2 separate regions of the Homo sapiens genome follow, and region 2 is linked to region 1. Evidence: read pairs that join two places in POLR2A ChIA-PET (ENCODE). Cell type or tissue: endothelial cell of umbilical vein. All regions are shown on one strand.

Evidence for each region. ChIA-PET counts read pairs that join two places held together with the same protein. Peaks named below come from ENCODE experiments on the same cell type or tissue, not always from the same donor. Only the 100,000 strongest peaks of a DNase experiment are listed, where the experiment ranks them.
Region 2: POLR2A ChIA-PET joins it to region 1 with 11 read pairs; 22 of 35 experiments call an interaction of 5 or more read pairs at or near these places.

What each region holds. Positions count from the first base shown.
Region 1 is chr22:23,186,788-23,189,287 of GRCh38, forward strand. The region is part of intron 1 of BCR (BCR activator of RhoGEF and GTPase); the gene reads left to right. Among named protein-coding and RNA genes, the nearest start is that of BCR, 7.5 kb to the left of the region's middle. In endothelial cell of umbilical vein, no CTCF peak of the experiment used is centred here; DNase peaks (open chromatin) are centred at 584 and 1,234; H3K27ac peaks cover 1,745 bases.
Region 2 is chr22:23,293,895-23,296,394 of GRCh38, forward strand. It overlaps BCR (BCR activator of RhoGEF and GTPase), which reads left to right. Exons shown (of 23, transcript NM_004327.4): 16 at 1,130-1,261. Among named protein-coding and RNA genes, the nearest start is that of LINC02556, 31 kb to the right of the region's middle. In endothelial cell of umbilical vein, no CTCF peak of the experiment used is centred here; no DNase peak of the experiment used is centred here.

The sequences.
Region 1 (2,500 bases):
CCTCTGCCTCCCCAGTTCAAGCTTCAAGAGTCTCCTGCTTCAGGAGTTCAGGATTCTCCTGCTTCAGCCTCCCGAGTAGCTGGGATTACAGGTGTGCACCACCACACCCAGCTAATTTTTGTATTTTCAGTAGAGACGGGGTTTCGCCATGTTGGCCAGGCTGGTCTGGAACTCCTGACCTCAAGTGATCCACCCGTCTTGGCCTCCCAGAGTGCTGGGATTATAGGCATGAGCCACTGCTCTGGGCCAACTGTGCTTTTTGAAGGCAGGAATAACTGGTTCATTTCTGGGTGTCCCAGGGAGCCTGGTTCTGAGCTTTACACATAGCACATACTGGAAGAGCCCTTCCTCCTTTTCATAGCCCATGGGGTCAGGACTGGGGACTTTTACTGATCATTGGAAAGTGACTTATCAATTACTCGGTCTTTTTCTCATTTCATCCCTGTAGTTTACTTTCTGAGGATCTTTTTTTTTTAAGTGGCTTAAAATACTTTTTTTTTTTTTTTTTTTCACAGTTCTCTGGTTGGCTAGGCAGTTTTCCTGTTGTGGGCCCACTGGGCTGAAATAGGACGGTCTAGTTAGCCTCACCCACACATTCTGTGATTGCAGGCTGATTGACATTGGGGAGGAGGGGCTGTCTTATTTGTGTTGCAGCTGGCTCGATATCAGTTGGGACAGCAGACGTTTCTCCTTCTCTTTCTCTCTCTCTCTCTTTTTTTTTTTTTTAATAGAGATTGGATCTCCCTATGTTGCCCAGGCTGGCCTCGAACTCCTGGGCTTAAGCAATCTACCCACCTCAGCCTCCCAAAGTGCTGGAATTACAGGCGTGAGCCACCACACCCAGCCTCCTCCTTTTTCTTTTTTTCCCCCATTGAGACATAATAATTGTACCTATTTAGAGGGTGTGATATTTTGATACATATCTGCAATGCATAATGATCAGATTGAAGTGATTAGCATATTCATCACCTCAAACACATTTATTATTTGTTTATGCTGGGAGGTCTGAGGAATTCTTGATTCAAACACCCAGCCCAATGTGCCTGTCAACTTTCTTCCAGGTGTCAGTTGTGAGACGGGACAGATCTTGTGTTTCTTCATGGACTTCATGTGAGTGGCTGCCCTGTGTTTTCACATTTTTATTAAGCAGCTTAATTTGCCCTTTGAATTCCGGTGATGAGTTGGCGCCAGAGTGACCACTGCATTGTTTTTCCCTTGGGTGATGGGCTGGACTGGCAACCAGTTTGAGTGAGTAACTGTGGGGCAGAGAAAGGTCACCTGGGCCTGGAGTTGGCTCCATCGTCATCTCTTAAGGCCAGAGCCTCGTGGCCACCTCTCAGTTGAGTACAGGCTCCTTTCCATGGATGGAGACAGAGTGGGCAGATCTGGGTGGAGTCTGAGGCCGCTAAAGGCATCAGCAGCACAGAAGCAGAGTCTAGATCAAATTTTACAAGCGTTCTCTGGTTCAGGAAGGCTGACTTGTTTTGGGAACAGAATGGAGCATTCTGAAACATTTCACTGAAGAAGGAGCTGGGAGTGCTGTTGATTTGACTGGGTTCAGGGGAGCATGCCTTATCCATGACTCCCTTTTGCTTAGTTTGTTGCTTCTAGCTTTATAGCCTCCTTCCTTCCTTGGTTGGAAGTCCTGTGGCTGGGAGGGCTTGTGTTTGTGACTGCTAACCTCACCAGGACAAAGAGCCCAGGTGAGCTATGTGCTTGAGCACACTTGGGAGAGGACACAGCAGTGCATGAGGCCCAGGCTGCAGCTCACCCCTGTGGTTTGAGAGGGTCCCCTGTTTAGAGTGAATGAATGGGCATCTTGGAAGCTTTCTCAGGTTACCAAAGAGTAGGTCTGAGTTTTGGCTGAGGCTGCTGCTTTTTGGGTCAAGACTCGGGGTGGTGGTGGATTAAATTAACTATGAACCCCAGGGAATATCTTGACCCTGACTGGAATACAACTGTTGTGGCTCAAGTAGGTTTTTTTTTTCCCCTTTTGAAAAGTGTAGTTATTTTAATTAAAATACAATATCCATGTAACATGTTAGAAGTTTGTTATTTTTATTATTGTAAAATTCATGTTATATTTTTTATTTTTTCAAGACGGGGTCTCACTCTGTCACCTAGGCTGGAGTGCAGTGGCACGATCTAGGCTCACTACAACCCCCGCCACCCAGGTTCAAGCGATTCTTCTGCCACAGCCTCCCGAGTAGCTGGGATTACAGCTAATTAGCCTAGCTAATTTTTGTATTTTTAGTAGAGACAGGGTTTCACCATGTTGGCCAGGCTGGTCTTGAACTCCTGACCTCAGGTGATCTGCCCCCCTCAGCCTCCCAAAATGTTGGGATTACAGGCCTGAGCCACTGCGCCCGGCTAAAATTTATATTATAAGATGCACCATTTTCTCCATTTTTAAGTGTACAGTTCAGTGGCATTAAGTACATCACCTTGTTTTGCAACCATCACCACTTGTCAATTTCTAGAACTTTTTCATCTTCCCAAA
Region 2 (2,500 bases), 110 kb after region 1:
CGCACACGCCTCGGTGTGAAGCGCAGATTCACCAACAGCACCGTCAGGGTGATGGAGGAGAGAGTTAACACCACGCACCCACGGCAGACAACTGGAGAGCTCGGGGAGCAGTTTTTCCTCCAAGTCCCTCTCCCTCCTGTATCAACCCCAAGGATCACTCTTTTGTTTCCTTTTAGATATAATTCATTTTTTAAAGAGCGGTTTTAGGTTTGCAGCAAAATGGAGCAGAAAGAACAGAGTTCCCATGTACCTCCTGCCCCCCATCTCAATTATGGACATCCCACTCCAGGGTGGGACATGAGTTACAGTTGATGAGCCTGCATTAACCCATCATTACCACCCAGAGTTCATAGTTGATGTTAGGTAGGGTTCATTCTTGGTGTTACACATGTTATGTGTTCTGACAAACGTGGAATGACGTGTATCCACCATAATAATATCTTACAGAATAGTCTCACCGCCATAAAAGTGAACCTGCATCGACAGATCATTATCTTTCAGAGTCCATAGAAATATCTTTTTTTGAGGGAGAGTCTCACACTGTTGGCCAGCCTGGAATGCAGTGGCATGATCTTGGCTTACTGCAGCCTCCGCCTCCCGGATTCAAGCAATTCTCGTGCCTCAGCCTTACAAGTAGCTGGGATCACAGGCATGCACCACCACGCCATACTATTTTTCGTATTTTTAGTAGGATGGGGTTTCGCCATGTTGGCTAGTTAGTCTCGTACTCCTGGTCTCAAGTGATCTGCCCACCTTGGCCTCCCAAAGTACTGGGATTACAGGTGTGAGCCACCGTGCCCAGCCCATAGAAATATCTTAACAAGTACCCTGGCGATTGTGAGGCAGGTGGTGTGGGGATCACCCTTTGAGATGCTGGTGTAAGGAGTTTGGATTAAGTTTGAAAGGCAGTCGGAGCTTCTGGAAGCATCCGGGCTGGGCCACGGTCTCATGCCAGGGGTGCTTACAAGGAATACTTCCATGTGTCCCAGGACTAAGGGAGGAGGGTCTCAGGCATTGGTCCCTCTGGGCCAGCAAGGGCAGCAGGGAGAGCCCCGGTTCAGAGGACCCTTCAGCCATAACATTGACCCGTTTGTTCACACTGGACTTCCCTTCTCCCTTGGGGCTGCAGGAATTTGAGATAGAGCTGGAGGGCTCCCAGACCCTGAGGATACTGTGCTATGAAAAGTGTTACAACAAGACGAAGATCCCCAAGGAGGACGGCGAGAGCACGGACAGACTCATGGGGAAGGGCCAGGTCCAGGTGAGGCAGCCATCCCTACCCTCCCCTGCCCGATGCATGGCGTCCTTTTTCATGCAGCCCCTGGGGACACTGAGATGGTCATGGCCTTGCACCCAGGGTGGGGTGGGGTGGGCAGCTGTGGCTCTGAAACATCCATCGTGGGAGACCTGAGCCGGTGCCTGCATGTATCTTGATGGGTCTTGACGTACCACCCTCTGTCTGCGTGTCTGTTGCGTCGGCTCATTCCCAAAGGAATTTCCATTCAACTTGGTTTTGCAGCTGGGGCCTCAGTTCCTGCCCGGCCTTAGGAGAACCCAAGGTGGAACAGTTAGATGGTGTCCTAGGCTGAAATTGGCCCATCCTGTGCCAGTCTTCTTAGAAAAGCACAGGGGTCCCAGAGGCTGCCTGCAAGCACAGGGGTCCCAGAGGCTGCCTGCTTGGCATCCCCTATCTGTGGTCTAGACCCAATTTCTAGGGTATAGAGCTGTATCTCTGAACAGGGTGCACACAGACAGGTCTCCTCCCAGGCTAATCTGGAAGCCCCCAGGTGAGACCGAGAATGTGTCCATACAGGACCAGCAAGGGGGCCCTGGTTCTTAAGGAGACTGCCTGGGCCCTCTGTCCTTCAGAAGCTTGTCTAGCCCCTGGGAGCACGCCACCAGGGTTTCCTGGAGGATCATAGCTGGCGCCCCAGGCCCTGTTTATCCTGTTCCCACCCTCACAATTGCGCGGGGGTAGCTGAGAGGAAGCCCTGATCGTGCTTTCCTTATAGTGCATTATATCAGTGGGTTGTGGGTACAGCTCTCTCTTCCCAGGACCTTCCATCTTCACAAGAGGCCTCTAGAGGGAGTGGGTTTGGCTTTCCACATGCCCCTAGAAGCACAGGGCTCCTCAGGAAGCCCAGTCTCCCTCCCTAAGCAGGAAGTAAAAATCCTCTTGTGGTTAAATACCAAGTGCCAGGCTGGGCGTGGTGCTCACGCCTGTAATCCCAGCACTTTGGGAGGCCGAGGTGGGCGGATCACGAGGTCAGGAGATCGAGACCATCCTGGCTAACACCGTGAAACCCCGTCTCTACTAAAAATACAAAAAATTAGCCAGGCGTGGTGGCGGGTGCCTGTAGTCCCAGCTACTCGGGAGGCCGAGGCAGGAGAATGGCATGAACCTGGGAGGCGGAGCTTGCAATGAGTCAAGATCACACCGCTGATCTCTAGCCTGGGTGACAGAGCGAGAGTCCGTCTCAAAAAAAAAAAAAAAAAAAAA